Regions from separate parts of the Homo sapiens genome. Here region 2 is linked to region 1. A link is an interaction called in ENCODE POLR2A ChIA-PET data of the cell type or tissue named here. Cell type or tissue: PC-9. All regions are shown on one strand.

What was found. Peaks named below come from ENCODE experiments on the same cell type or tissue, not always from the same donor. Only the 100,000 strongest peaks of a DNase experiment are listed, where the experiment ranks them.
Region 2: POLR2A ChIA-PET joins it to region 1 with 9 read pairs; 3 of 35 experiments call an interaction of 5 or more read pairs at or near these places.

Annotation. Positions count from the first base shown.
Region 1 is chr14:35,328,988-35,336,987 of GRCh38, forward strand. No RefSeq gene overlaps it. Among named protein-coding and RNA genes, the nearest start is that of PSMA6, 41 kb to the left of the region's middle. RefSeq lists enhancers at 2,676-2,970, 3,136-4,057, 4,068-4,677, 7,562-8,000. In PC-9, no CTCF peak of the experiment used is centred here; DNase peaks (open chromatin) are centred at 3,314, 4,194, 6,544, 7,864 and 1 weaker place; H3K4me3 peaks cover 2,333 bases; H3K27ac peaks cover 6,367 bases.
Region 2 is chr14:34,615,656-34,623,655 of GRCh38, forward strand. The region is part of intron 2 of SNX6 (sorting nexin 6); the gene reads right to left. Among named protein-coding and RNA genes, the nearest start is that of SNX6, 10 kb to the right of the region's middle. RefSeq lists a silencer at 7,908-8,000. In PC-9, no CTCF peak of the experiment used is centred here; no DNase peak of the experiment used is centred here.

The DNA of each region.
Region 1 (8,000 bases):
TGCAAATTAAAACAACACTGAGATGCCACTACATATCTATTAGAATGGCGAATTTTTTTTTTTTGAGATGAGTCTTGCTCTGTTGCCCAGGCTGTAGTGCAGTGGCGGGATCTCAGCTCACTGCAACCTCCGCCTCCCAGGTTCAAGCGATTCTCCTGCCTCAGCCTCCTGAGTAGCTGGGATTACAGGTGTGAGCCACTGCACCCAGCTAACTTTTTGTATTTTTGGTAGAGACAGAGTTTCACTATGTTGGCTAGGCTCGTCTTGAACTCCTGACCTCAGGTAATCTGCCTGCCTAGGCCTCCCAAAGTGCTAGGATTAAAGGCGTAAGCCAACTCACCAGTCCAAAAAAAAAAAAAGTTTTTTTAATAACAGTACCAAATACTACTAGCAAGGGTGCAGAGCAGCAGTAACTGGTGGGAATGCGAAATGGTACAGCCACCTGGAAGACAGCTGAGCAGTTCTTACAAAGCTAAACACTATTAGTGTAAAATCCAGCTTATAGCCACACAAAAACCTCACAAACAAATGTTTATAAAGCAGCTTTCTTCATAATTGCAAAAAAACAGGCTGGGCAAGGTGGCTCATGCCTGTAATCCCAGCTCTTTGGGAGGCCGAGGCGGGTGGATCACTTCTGGCCAGGAGCTCGAGACTAGCCTGGCCAACATAGTGAAACCCCATCTCTACTAAAAATACAAAAATTTTTCGGGCATGGTGGCGCATGCCTATAATCCCAGCTACTCAGGAGGCTGAGGCAGGAGAATCACTTGAACCCGGGAGGTGGAAGTTGCAGTGAGCTGAGATCGCATCACTGCACTCCAGCCTGGGTGACAGAGTGAGACCTTGTCTCAAAACAAAACAAAACAGAATAATAATAACAATTGCCAAAAACCAGAAGCAAGCAAGATGACCTTCAATAGGTGAGTGGAAAACAAACTGTTGTGCATCTATACCATGAAATATTATTCGGCACTAAAATAAAATGAGCTATCAAGCCACAAAAAGACATGGAAAAATCTTAAGTGCATATTGCAGGTGAAAGAAGCCCATCTGAAAAGGTTACTTACTGTATGAATCCAACTATATGACTTTCTGGAAAAGTAAAAACTATAGAGACAGTAAAAAAAGAATGGTTGGTGGGGTGTGGTGGCTCACACCTGTAATCCCAGCACTTTGGGAGGCCAAGGCGAGCGGATCACCTGAGGTTGGGAGTTTGAGACCAGACTGACCAACATGGAGAAACCCCATCTCTACTAAAAATACAAAATTAGCTGGACATGGTGGCGCATGCCTGTAATCCCAGCTACTTGGGAGGCTGAGGCAGGAGAATCGCTTGAACCTGGGAGGCGGAGGTTGCAGTGAGCCGAGATTGCGCCACTGCACTCCAGCCTGGGCAACAAGAGCAAAAGTCCGTCTCAAGAAAAAAAAAAAAAAGATAACGGTTGCTGGGAGTTCAGAGTGGGGTGGGAAGAAATGGGAAGTGGAGAGGGATGAATAGGTGAAACACCAGTTCAGGGCAGTGAAACCTGGGTTTGGTATGGTAATCATGGATGCATGACATTTGCCTTTATCAAACCCCATAGAAATGTACAATACAAAAAGTAAGCCTTAATATAAAATATGGACTTTAATAATAATGTGTCAGTATTAGTTCATGAATTGTAACAAATGTGCCACACCAAAGCAAGATACTGATAATAGGGAAAGTTGATGTGGGGTGGTGAACTCTCCACACAATCTGCTCAGTTTGGATGGGCGCGGTGGCTCATGCCTGTAATCCCAGCACTTTGGGAGGCGGAGGCGGGAGGATCACTTGAGCCCAGGAGCTCCAGACTAGCGTGGGCAACACAGGGAGACCCTGTTTCTACAAAAAATTAAAATATTGGCCAGGCAAGGTGGTTCATGCCTGTAATCCCAGCACTCTGGGAGGCCGAGGTGGGCGGATCATGAGGTCAGGAGTTCAAGACCAGCCTGCCCAACATAATGAAACCCCGTCTCTACTAAAAACACAAAAAATGGACAGACGCAGTGGCTCACGCCTGTAATCCCAGCAATTTGGAAGGCCAAGGTGAACGGATCACGAGGTCAGGAGATCAAGACCAGCCTGGCCAACATGGTAAAACCCCATCTCTACTAAAATACAAAAAATTAGCCATGCATGGTGGCACGCACCTGTAATCCCAGCTACTTGGGAGGCTGAGGCAGGAGAATCACTTAAACCCAGGAGGCAAAGGTTGCAGTGAACTGAGACAGTGCCACTGCACTCCAGCCTGGTGACAGAGCAAGACTCTGTCTCAAAAAAAAAAAAAAAAAAAATTAGCCAGCCATGGTGGTGTACGTCTGTAGTCCCAGCTACTTGGGAGACTGAGGCAGGAGAATTGCTTGAATCCGGGAGACGGAGGTTGCGGTGAGCCGAGATCACGCCACTGCCCTCCAGCCTGGGCAACAGAGCGAGACTCCGTCTCAAAAAAAAAAATTAAAATATTAGCTGGGCCCGGTGGCACATGCCTGTAACCCCAGCTAATTGGGAGGCTGAGGTGGGAGAATTGCTTGAGCCCAGGAGTTCCAGGCTATAAAGTTCTAGGCCCTCAGCCCTGGTCTATCAAGTCCAAGTCTCGCAGGACACTGCTGTGGGCATGAGTCTTTCGAGAGTGTGGCCCAGTCAGGCCTGGAGTATGCTACTGCTTGGGAAGCACTGTGGGCAGCGGCTGCAGGTGACAAGATCACAGTCAAGTGTATTTGGGGCTCATCCGCCTGTGCTGCTCTCTTGGTCAGTGGGCAGCTTACTGGTGTGCTGAGTCAAATGCATTTTCAGAAGGTGACCTTGTGCCTTAGGCTTATGTCATCTGTGCCTTTGCTGACGTCATCCTCGACTCCAGCAGCCAGACCAGGGGATAACAAATGCAAATGTCTAACAGTAATTAACTCTTAGCAGCAACCTCAGCCTGGGGCTCCCCTTTCCAGGGCTTGTGGCAGCTCCACCGGGCCCTGCTGCAGCCCCTTGTCATTGAGAGGCCTCTCCCACATCCAGAGATACGAGGGGAATGTAGGGAAATGTGCATTTAGACGAAGGAAATGCATTGTCCCAAATGGCAAGTGGAGTGGCATAAACTTTGGTGAAGCTGCTGACACCCCTTTATCACAAGAAGATCGTTTGGATTAGGGGTGTGCTTTCCACAGAAATCAGGCTCTGGCCTTACTGCAGGGGGGTGACCTGTAAACCTCAGAGTTAACACAGTGGTTTAGGTTTCACCGAGTGCACTACGGTGATTAAGTCTCCACTGAGGACTGGAATGAGGAAGAAAAGGAGAAGCAGAAGAAGAACAGGAAAGACCTGTTCCCTGGGCAGAAGAGGGATGATCTGGGGAGAGCCCCAGCGAACAGCCCCAGAGTGCCGGGCCTAGCTGGGGTTTTCCAGGGATAGAGGCCGTGAGCAGCAGTGCGGATGTTGGCCGCGTCTAGCCGTCTGCTTAATAACTACCTCAGAGACCTGTTTGCCCCGCTCGGTAAAACTGGGGCCACGCTGCTTGGGCAGCCTCCAGGCGCCTGGCTGCCACTTTTTCTAGGAACTTATACAAGTCCTCATCAAGAGGGAGGGCAAAAAATTGTCGGTGAAGATGGCTGTGCTGGCATTTTGTAAGTGACAGTGGTCAAGCTCTAAGTTGTGGATGGACACGGCAGGGGGCAAAATCACCTCCTCTAAAAAACGGCCTAGCGATCCTAATGGATTGGCCGTAGAGACCCATCATTGCAGGGAGACCTGGGAAGGCCACCTGCTTCCCTGTGCCTCTGTGTCCTCAGCCACCTGAGAAAGTGTACTTCAAGAGGGAACCCAGGGAAGAAGGCTGTACAGGGTCCATGTTATTGCACCATCTCCTGTCAATTTAGGAGACATTTTCTTAATACTTCTTATTGATCAACGAATATTTTTGAGCCCCTCCTGTAAGTCAGACCCTGCTCCGGGGCACAGGGTGATGACCAAGACGGACTAAGTCTCCCCAGGGGCTAAGAATTTAGGCCCTTGCAGAGTATCTCCTCCAAGTTATTGAGCTGCCACTGAGATATCTGTGGCCACTTTGCATCCTGTCTGCATCCAGCAGGGTGGCAGTCCAGGCCTTTACAGAAGCAGACTGGGCATGAAGACATTTCTTGTGAAAAACCAGCTTCCAGGCCTCCTTCCTGGGAGGGACTCTGTGAGTGCCACGCCCAGGGCCCTGCAGCAGGTCGTGAGCAGATGCCTCTAATGATTCAAAGCTACCAACAATACTGTAAGAGGCCCCTTTCCTGCCAAAGACTACGTGGAGATCCCTTCTGGGTTTTTCTTTTTCTTTTTCTTTCTCTGTGAAGTGTACTTAAAAAAACAAAAGGTCATTGTAAAACAGGGTATTATGCTGTTTCTTCTAAAGCAGGAGGGGCTGCAGGTGCTCACAGCTGATTTCTCATTTCTGAAAAACCCTAGTTCCAGGCCTACCTTGAAGGGAGGGGCTCCTGGGAGGGAGATAAATAGTCGTATGAGGCCCTGTCCAGACACTGACACACCAGACAATCCAGCAACACTGCGGGTCGGAGGACCCTGCTGAACAGGTCGTAGCCAACAGCTCCAGGTGGCTGCATCCTAGCACCAAAGCCAGGAGACAAGAGCCCTGACTACAGGGGTGCGGAAAGGGGCACTCGCAGCCCCAGGCTTCCAGCCGCCAGAATCAAGTGCTGGGACTTCCAGCTTCCCCACAGTCAGAGCCTGACTGAATTCTCAGTCCACAGCTGAGTTATTTACAGCCTCAGTTTTTCTCTTCTGAAAAAAAGGGGTATAAACCACAGGATCCATCTCAAAGAAGTGCTATGAGGAAAAAATGACACAATGCATTTAAAGTGCAGAGAAGACACCAGCTACGCTGTGGCAGCAGAGTATGGCAGCGCCCTTCCAGAACGGCTCTCTAGTGCTGTTAAGTTTCCCCAGCATCCTGACCAGTCACTACCAAAATGTGATTTCCTGCGAACATTGTCACCCAAGCAGTGTGGTCAGGCAGGCAGAAGCCAGCCTGAAGTTTACAAATGTCTCTCTTCAGCCAGGGCAGAGCAGGTGAGGCCCTGCGTCACCCGCGCAAGGCTTGTGGTTCAGCCAGGGAGACAACGTCCTACTTCTTTCAGGGTGACCATGTTCTTCCTGGGCGCTCATTTCCTCGTGACACCCATAGGCGGCAGCTTTTCCCTATGGGGGTCCCTGGCCTTTAGGGCAAGTCCTGCCCTGTCTAGAGCCTTCTCCTCCTGGAGGAGCACACACGATGGCACCAAGCTGCTCTGACCCTGCCAGGAGCCAAAACAGCCTCTGGGAGCTCCAAGGGGCGCCCCGGGCTCAGGGTCATCTCCCACACCTTCCCTTCCCATCCCGAGGCCTGCAGAGCCCTCAAGGGCTCAGTGGCCCTGGCTCAGCTGGACCCCAGCACAGACAGGGAGGCCTCTGACCTGCACCCAGAGCCTGCCTCCCAGGGCTTCCTCACCCCAGTGTCCTAGGAGGGGGTGGCACAGATGGAGAGAGGCCAGAGGCTGCCACTCAGGAGTATGTGAGTCAAGGCTTGCTTGGGAGGTAGGGGCAGAGGTGGAGATGCCCAGGGGGCCAGGAGAAAGGGGAGGAGAGATTGGGAAATGAAGCCCTTCTGGGGCTGCCAGCTCCCCTCTACAGCTTTAGGCCATGCCAGGGGGCCCTGAAGTGAGTCAGCCCCTACAGAAAGCCCAGGCTTTCTGTAGAAAAGAGTTTCGCTTTTTTTTTTTTTGAGACAGAGTCTTGCTCTGTCACCCAGGCTGGAGTGCAGTGGCACGATCTCGGCTCACTGCAAGCTCCGCCTCCCGGGTTCACACCATTCTCCTGCCTCAGCCTCCTGAGTAACTGGGACTACAGGCGCCCGCCACCACGCCCGGCTAATTTTTTTGTATTTTTAGTAGAGACACAGGGTTTCACCGTGTTAGCCAGGATGGCCTCGATCTCCTGACCTCGTGATCCACCTGCCTTGGCCTCCCAAAGTGCTGGGATTACAGGTGTGAGCCACCACACCTGGCCAGAGTTTTGCTCTTGCCCAGACTGGCCAGGCTGGAGTGCAGTGGCGCCATCTCGGCTCACTACAACCTCTGCCTCCCGGGTTCAAGCAATTCTCCTGCCTTGGCCTCCTGAGTAGCTGGGACTACAGGCACGCGCCAGCACACCCAGCTAAGTTTTGTATTTTTTTTAGTAGAGATGGGGTTTCACCATGTTGGCCAGGATGGTCTCAATCTCTTGACCTCGTGATCTGCCCGCCTCAGCCTCCCAAAGTGCTAGGATTACAAGCGTGAGCCACCCGGCCCACTATTCCAGTTATTTTAAGATGTACATAAATTATTATGTTATCATACACTAGATTTTATTGAATCTACCATTTCACATTCTTATTGAGAGTGTAACCTCTTGAAGCCTACTGGTGCAGGAGGGATTTTGCAACCTTCCTTTGGCTTTTGTCACCTATGGAAAACTACAAACCAGCTTGCCTATCCGGTGATTGGAACCAGGAGGATTGCCGGCCTTGGGTCTGGAAATCCTATCCCATGTGTCTTCCTTCCTCCCTCCCTCCCTTCCTTGGTTCCTTCCTTCCCCTGACTAGGCCCCAGAGGGGTGGGGAGGCCTTCCTGGGCCTGGCATCAGGGCTCCTGGGCTCCCAGCCAAGTGTCCAGAGGTCACTCCTCCTGGCATCTGGATCCTTCTTATCTTCCTGAGACATAGGAGGCTCCTGCTCTGGAGATGACTGAAGGGAAAACACCTGTATTTCCAGGGCCTTGGAAATAGCCTGCTCCAGCCGGCCTTCCCGGGAGAAACTGAGAAAGGACATTGGTCCGAAGCATTTCTCTTTCGGTTTGTGCTGCGCTGAGCCTGTCCTGTGATGCGGCCCTCACCAACCAAGGACTGAACGAGAGGGACTCCATGCGAACCTGCTCAGCATACAGCAGGTGCCTCGTGGATATTCTTCCCTAAGGCTCCAGGCCAGCCAAGCACTGCATTAACCAGGTTCGGATGAACTTTAGAATGTACGCATCTGAGCTGTCATAGTTTTTTGTTTTCTTGTTTTTTTGAGATGGAGTTTCGCTCTTTCACCCAGGCTGGAGTGAAATGCCGCGATCTCAGCTCACTGCAACCTCTGCCTCCTGGGTTCAAGCCATTCTCCTGCCTCAGCCTCCCAAGTATCTGCGATTACAGGCTCCTGCCACCATGTCCAGCTAATTTTTTGTATTTTTAGTAGAGACAGGGTTTCACCATGTTGGCCAGGCTGGTCTTGAATTCCTGACCTCAGGTGATCCACCCACCTCGGCCTCCCAAAATGCTGGGATTACAGGCATGAACCACTCTACCTGACCCATAGTTCTTAAATTTAAAATCTTGATATGCTGGTGGATATGCAGCTTGATTTCTTTAAGCCGACATGGCCTGACTTTTTCAGATTCTCAGCCTGTGTTGGAGGGCTGTTGAGTGTTCTTTCTATGCAGAAAGTACGCCTGCCGTCCTCTGTTTTGTAATCGCCACCCCATCCCTGCCCAACACACACACCCACACAGCCGCAGTTACGCCGGGTCCAGCAACGCACGAACCAAGTGGAAGGTCAAGGGCTGGGGCTCCGTTTCCCTCCCCTTGAAGCTGTTTGGTTTGCTCTTGTCCCAGCCCCTGACTGAGCCGCCAGCCCAGAACGGGGGCAGCCCTCCCCCATGCAGTCAGGGCCAGAGGAGCATAATATTGCCCCCCCGGGTGCAGCCTTAGGTGCAGGAGCGTTGGGAATTTTCCATCTTGCTCTGCAGCCTGGCTTCTTAGGTCATCGTCCTGCTGCTGACATAGGCCTGGGTTGGGCGAGTTTCCTGCAGGTCAGCGAGGGCGCGGAGGCAGCGCCTGAGCCTGCTCAGGGCCTGGCTTCCTGCCTGCTGTGAGGAAGGGTGGAGGAGGGGTTCGAGGCCTCAACCATCCCTTGGCCCAGAGCCTCAGGCCAAGC
Region 2 (8,000 bases), 710 kb before region 1:
CAGGCTGGAGTGCAGCGGTGCAATCATTGCTCACTCTACTGTCAAACTCCTGGCTTAAGCAATCCCCTCCGTCCTCGGCCTCCCAAAGTGTTAGGATTACAGGCGTGAGCCTGTAATAGGACTTATGACTGGCCTAAGTCCTATTTCTAATAAACAAGATGTATAATGGAAAAGCCAGTCCCCAAAATAAAATCACCCCCCACCATCAGTATAAAATATCACTGAAAAGTTAACATGCTATCATGGTTCATCAATTCTAGATGCATATTTTTTATAACATATCTGAAATAGGAATGTCCTTTTTTATTTTTATTTTTTTGAGGCAGAGTCCCGCCCTGTCACCAGGCTGGAGTGCAGTGGCGTGATCTTGGCTCACTGCAATCTCCACCTCCAGGGTTCAAGTGATTCTCTTGCCTCAGCCTCCTGAGTAGCTGGGATTACAGGCATGTGCCACCACACCCAGCTAATTTTTGTATTTTTAGTAGAGAGGGGGTTTCACAATGTTGGCCAGGATGGTCTTGATCCCCTGACCTCATGATCCACCTGCTTCAGCCTCCCAAAGTGCTGGGATTACAGGTGTGAGCCACCATGCCCAGCCAGGAATGTCTTTCAATTGATGACAAATTACAATTTAACTAGCAACATTTTTTTTTCCTTAGTGGTACATAAAAGTCTTTCAATCAACTGCACCTTAAATCTGATAAAATATATTGTAGATTTTTTAATTTTAAAGAGACAGAGTCTTGCACTGCTACCCAGGTTGGAATGCGGTGGCACAATCATAGCTCATTTTAACCTTGAACTCCTGGGATCAAGCGATCATTCCATCTCAGCCTTCCAGGTAGCTGGGACTACAGGCACACATCACCATGCCCAGCTAATTTTTGAGATGGGATCTCACCATGTTGCCCAGGCTGGTCTTGAGCTCGTGGGTTCAAGTGATCCACCTCCTGACCCCGTTTGGCTTCCCGAACCACTGGTATTACAGGTGTGAGATTTAGTGTTCATTACATAAAATGTACACAAATTGTCCAGGCAGATTTTCTTCTCAGTTTAGCAAAAAGTCAATCATTTTAGAGGGTTTTATTAAGGACCGGAGTCAAGCAAACAACTTGTGTTTCATAAAAATTTAATCGGCTGGGTGTGGTGGCTCATGCCTGGCATCCCAGCACTTTGGGAGGCCGAAGAGGGAGGATCACAAAGTCAGGAATTTGAGACCAGCCTGGCCAACATGGTGAAACCTTGTTTCTACTAAAAATATAAAAAAGAAAAAAAAAATTAGCTGGGCGTGGTGTGGGCGCCTGTAATCCCAGCTACTCAGGAGGCTGAGGCAGGAGAATTGCTTGAATCCAGGAGGCGGAGGCTGCAGTGAGCCGAGATCGCACCACTGCACTCCAGCCTGGTCAAGAGAGCAAGACTGTCTCGGGTTAAAAAAATTTAATCAACTTTCTGTAACTAGTGAGTTCAGTTTGAAGAAATTTCTAATTAGATTACATTCAATGGCTTAATCTTTTTCTGGAACAATACACATTGATTGGACTGTCTTTTGTCAGAGGCTAGGTTAAACATGTGTGTCGCTGGTCAAGAGAAAGATTATGACAAAAAAATATGGATTAAGTAACATAAATGTACTATCATTAGAAGAACAATTTAAAGACTCTGACCTGTGACCTGTTGTTCCACATATAATTACTTAGTAAAAGGCTGGGCACAGTAGCTTATGCCTATAATACCAGTACGTTGGGAGGCCAAGGCAGAAGGATCACTTGTGGTCAGGAGTTCGAGACCAGCATGGGTAACATAGTGAGATCGTGTCTCCACAAAAAATTTAAAAATTAGCTGGGTGTAATGGTGCACATCTGTGGTCCCAGCTACTCAGGGGACTGAGGCTGCCGTGGGCTGTGATTGTGCCACTGCATTCCAGCCTGGGTGACAGAGTGAGACCCTGTCTCAAAAAAAAAAAAAAAAAAAAAAAAAAGACTTGGACCAGGCGCGGTGGCTCACGCCTGTAATCCCAGCACTTTGGGAGGCTGAGGCAGGCGGATCACGAGGTCAGGGGATCAAGACCATCCTGGCTAACACGGTGAAACCCCGTCTCTACTAAAAATACAAAAAATAAGCCGGGCGTGGTGGCGGGCACCTGTAGTCCCAGCTACTTGGGAGGCTGAGGCAGCAGAATCACTTGAACCCAGGAGGCAGAGCTTGCAGTGAGCCAAGATTGCACCACTGCACTCCAGCCTGGGGGACAGAGCAAGACTGCCTCCAAAAAAAAAAAAAAGACTTAGGAAGACATTCACTACTAGTTACTATACTGACTAGTGTACTATGAAGTATCTAGCTTAGAACATCCCTAAGACGTCAGTTGTTCATATTTTGACAGCAAAGCAAATGTAGAGAGATGGATGAGTGGATGGGATGGGGCAAAGAGGAAGGAAGAAAGAAAATAACTTTGACTCTTACAATAGTCTCCCAACTGATCTCTTACTTCAGCCCTTGCCCCTCATAAATTTATTCCCTACAGGGCCACTACTATGATATCATTAAACTAGAAATCATTTCTCTGCTTAAAATCTAAGGAGTTTCCACTTGAAGAAAAGCTGAATACCTTACAGTGGCCTACCAGGCACTATAAAATCTCCATCTGATATCATCTAATTTACCACTCCTCTGGCTCACTATAGTCCTGCCATGTGGCCTCCTTTTTGGGGAGGGGGGGATGGAGTCTTGCTCTGTCGCCAAGGCTGGAGTACAGTGGTGTGATCTCAGCTCACTGCAACCTCTGCCTTTCTGATTCAAGCAATTCTCCTGCCTCAGCCTCCCTAGTAGCTGGAATTACAGACGTGCGACACCATGCCCAGCTAATTTTTGTATTTTTAGTAGAGACAAGGTTTCACCATCTTGGCCAGGCTGGTCTCGAACTCCCAACCTCAGGTGATCCACCCACCTTGGCCTCTCAAGTGCTGGGATTACAGGCATGAGCCACTGCACCTGGCCCTCGTTTTTTGAACACACAAACATGCTGCCGTCTCAGGGAGTCTTTGCAACCGCTGGTTCCCTCTGCCTGGAACACTCTGCCCCCAGATACGTATCTGCACAGCTCACTTCCTTCAAGTCCTTAAGTCTTCCTCAGGAAGGCCTTTCCTAGCCACCCTATCTAAAAGTGCAGCTCAAACCATCCTCCCCTCCCAGCCCAAAAATCCCTACTCCTCCCTCATTTTTCTTCATAATGCCTATTCAAAACCTAATATACTTTACTTTTTAAAAATGTCTCTTCATGACTGTAATTCAGCTCCATGAAGACATGGGTTTTTGTCTGTTTTATTCATTGCTACATTCCCAATGGAAGTTCTCGACAAATATTTGTGGAATGTAAAGGAGGGAAGAGGAAAGAAAGAAAGGTGGTAACCACAACTGGGCTACAAAACTATTTTCAGGTAATTACAGTATGATCAATTAAAAACCCCATGATAGAAGTAAAATTTGATTGGCCAGGCGCAGTGGCTTATGCCTGTAATCCCAACACTTTGGGAGGCCAAGGTGGGCAGATCACAAGGTCAGGAGTCTGAGACCAGCCTGGCCAACATGGTGAAACCCCATCTCTACTAAAAATACAAAAATTAGCTGGGTGCAGTGGTGCATGCCTGTAGTCCCTGCTACTTGGGAGGCTGAGGCAGAAGGATCACTTGAACCCAGGAGGTGGAGGTTGCAGTGAGCTGATATCGCACCACTGCACTCCAGCCTCGGTAACAGAACACAACTCTGTCTCAAAAAAATATATATATATATATTTAGAGAGAGAGAGAGAGAGAGAGATAGAATAAATATAAACACTAGGCAATACAGTAATATGCGGCTATTTAATAAACTTTTTTTTCAGCACTTATACGCAAACACTGTCCCAGGTATTGTGAAAGATTTAAAGTGAACAAAAAGCCCTGCCTTCAAGAAATCTGTTTGCAATGAGGAAGACAATCAATCTTATGTAATATAAAATTAACTGCTTCCTGCTTTCTCCCCACCACTTTTACCACATGTACAATGTAACCTCATCAACACCTCCAGTCCTGTGACCTTTCCATTTATTTCCAGTCTGTCGGCACTCCCTCTGCTTCACTCCATGAATGCCATTCCAATACCTTTCCTGCTGGTCCCTTCAACTCTCACTGCTCTTTTACCATACCTGGCTCACAAATTCCCATACTCAGGATCTACTTATCTTTTATTTATTTATTTTTTTATAGAGATGAGGTCTCACTATGCTGCCCAAGCTAGACTTGAACTCCTGGGCTCAAGCGATCCTCCCACCTTAGCCTCTCAAATGCTGGGATTACAGGCATGAGCCACCTGACCTCAAGATCAATATAATCGTCAACTTTTACATTTGGGCTGCTGAGTATGGCTAGAGAAAAGTCACCATTGTTTGTACTGTTCCATTTCAAATTAATGGTCTCCAAATTGCATATGCTCTTTGAAAACCACTCAGCAGTCCAGTCCTGTGCAACTCTGCTCAGCTCCTCTTTTGATTCCCTGCAGCAACAATTCCAACTTTTACTACCACATTACACCCCACCCTCAACAAGTGAACTTGCCTCCTCCAGCCCAGAGAAATAAATGCCAGCAGCTGTTTATTCTCTCAGGCCCACCAACACATCTTTTTACAAATAAATTTTGCCTCACAGCTGGTCATGGTGGCACACGCCTGTAGTCCCAGCTACTTGGGAAGCTGAGGTGGGAGGATCACTTGAGCCCCAGGAGGTCGAGGCTGCAGTGAGCTGTGATGGTGCCACTACATGCCAGCCTGGGCAACAGAGCAAGACTATGTCAAAAAACAAAAACAAAAACAAAATTCTTTACATGAGTACCTAATTTCCAAACCAATGATATTTTTCAGTCTTCTTGGCCTCTATGCAGTATTCTGCCTTGGTATCATTCTGACCACTCCTTTCTTAAAACTATCTCAACCTTTAAAACAAAAAAATCATTATTTTTAAAACTGGACATGGGGCCGGGCATGGTGGCTCACGCCTGTAATCTCAGCACTTTGGGAGGCTGAGGCAGGAGGATCACTTGAGGCCAGGAGTTTGAGACCAGCCTGGGCAACATAGCGAAACCCTGTGTCTACTAAAAATACAAAAATTAGTTGGGCGTGGTGGTGCATGCCTGTAATCCCAGCTACTCAGGAAGCTGAGACACAAGAAACTGCTTAAATCCGGGAGGGAGAAGTTGCAGTGAATTGAGATGGTGCCACTGCACTCCAACCTGGGTGATAAAGTGAGACTCCCTCAAAAAAAAAATAAAAAATAAAAAATGGTGACGGGCGTCTCACTCTGTCACCCAGGCTGGAATGCAGTGGTACAATCATAGCTCATTACAGCCTCAAACTCCTGTGATCAAGCAATCTTCCTGCCTCAGCCTCCCAAGTAGCTAGGACTAAATGCATGTGTGACCACACCCTGTTAATTTTTAGTTTTTGTAGAGAGAGGATCTCTCTACAGACCCCAGACTGGTCTCAAACTCCTGGGCTCAAGTGATCCTCTTGCCTCAGCCTCTCAGAGTGCTAGGATTATAGACATGAGCCACTGCGTCAGCTTCTCTCAACTTCTGAAGCCTCCTCTGATTCGCCTCCTACCCCTCTCAGCCCCATTAACCAATCATCTTTGCTCTGGTCCTTAAATGCTGGTTTCCCTTGGGTGCTAGCTAATATTGGAAATATCAGCCATTCTCAACTAATAATTCCTAATTATATCCCCAATTTAGACTTTTTATTCTAAGTTCCCAATTTGAATTTCAAGTTACCAACTAGACATAGCCACCTGGATGTATTCACTTATTAAACAACTGAGTGCCCTCAATGTATCAAGCACTGTCCTACATGTTAGGGAGACAGCAGTGAAGAGACACAATCCTCAGCCTTACAGATCTTACATTCTAGTTTGGTGGGGGCAGGTTAGATGCCTCACAGGCACTTTAAATCCAACATACGTGGAACCAGACTTATGACCTAACCTCTAACCCTGTTCTTCCTTCCTACATTCTATGTTTTCTCCTTCTCCCTTGCCCAGCCCATGTATTACTTATTCAGTCACTATGTCCTGTCTATTCTATCTCCTAAACATCTCTTTACTACATCCCTTCCTTCATCCCTCTTCCACTGCCTTAGTTCTACCTTTGTCATTTCTCATCTGGACTGCTGCATTAGCCTGTTAACTGGTTTCTTTGTTTTCTGAAAGGAAGCATCAATCTATCCTCAATATTAGAATAATCTACAATGTTTTTTCACCTGGGCATGTCTTTCCTTTTTTTTTTTTTTTTTTTTTTTTGAGATGGAGTTTCACTCTTGTCGCCCAGGCTGGAGTGCAGTGGCGTGATCTTGGCTCACTGCTACCTCTGCCTCCTGGGTTCAAGCGATTCTCCTGCCTCAGTTTCCCTAGTAGCTGGGATTACAGGCACCTACCGTCACACCTGGCTAATTTTTTTTGTATTTTTAGTACAGTTGGGGTTTCGTCACGTTGGCCAGGCTGGTGTTGAACTCCTTACCTCAGGTGATCCGCCCACCTCGGCCTCCCATAGTGCTGGGATTATAGGCATGAGCCACTGCACCCGGCCTGGGCATGTCTTTCCTAGCTTAAAATTCCTCAGTACTGGCCGGGCACGGTGGCTCATGCATGTAATCCCAGCACTTTGGGAGGCCGAGGTGGGTGGATCACGAGGTCAGGAGATCGAGACCTTCCTGGCTAACACCGTGAAACCCCATCTCTACTAAAAATACAAAAAGAAATTAGCTGGGCGTGGTGGCGGGCACCTGTAGTCCCAGCTACTCGGGACGCTGAGGCAGGAGAATGGCGTGAATCCGGGAGGCGGAGCTTGCAGTGAGCCGAGATCGTGCCACTGCACTCCAGCCTGGGCAATAGAGCAAAAAAAAAAAAAAAAAAAAGATTCCTCAGTACTTCCCACTGCCTGGAGTCTTTCACTATGCACTACATACTCTGTACTAGCTGCATGTACCTTTGCAACCTCTGCTCCAGTAAGAACAAGTGCTCTAGGAGGAACCAAATTACCAACACATGCCATCCTCCCTGTTGGAAAGCAGACCAATAGCACAGTGGTTAAGAGCCAGGCCCTAGAGCTAGATTGCCTATTTGACCACAGCTCCTACCGGCTGTATGACCTTGGGCAAGTTATTTAATGTCTCTGCAACTCAGTTTTCCTTTCCCAAATAGGAATAACAGTAGGTGTATTTCATAGGGATTTGAGAATTGAGTTTATATGGAAAGTCCCTGACATGCAGTGAATGCATGTAAGTGTGTAACTATCATTATGTCTTTACTACTACCCCTTCCCCTAAAGTTGAACACTTTTACTTTGTACTCCCATACACTTCATTGCAAGGGATTATAACTCTATCTCCTTCACTACACTGTGATGGTCTCAGGGCAGGAACTTTGTCTTATTGATCTTTTTAATCCTCAGCCAACATAATATATGTCACATTTTTATGTGAAGTAACTATCAATAAATGTGGCATGTGTTTAAGCTAAAAAGTGTGCAGGTGCAAAACAAAATGCAAGCATCTGGGCCAAATTCAAGTTGAATTTGAAGCGAAAGAAAAGGTGAGGGGGAAAAAAAACACTGAAATGCATGCATAAAACAGACAGTCAAGTGTAGACGTACTTGGGCAATGGGGAGTAGACTAGAATATGGGGGAGGGGATATTGAGAAATGAAGCCAGTCAGAAAAGGTTATGAACAGAGTTGAATGTTAGCCTAAGGAGTTTGGACCTTACCCCCCAAAAAAAGGGGTCCAAGGAAGTCCTTTTCACTAACGTGCTATATGGTTTAATCATTTTAGTAATATAAGTAATTTGACGACTGAATTGGAAAGTAGAAAGACTAAAGACAGAGACTAAGGAGAGGTACTGCTACTATCCAAGCAGGAAGAAGCAAGGAGCTTAAATGGAACCAAGCACATGAAAGATGGGATAAACAACATTTCCAAGGTGA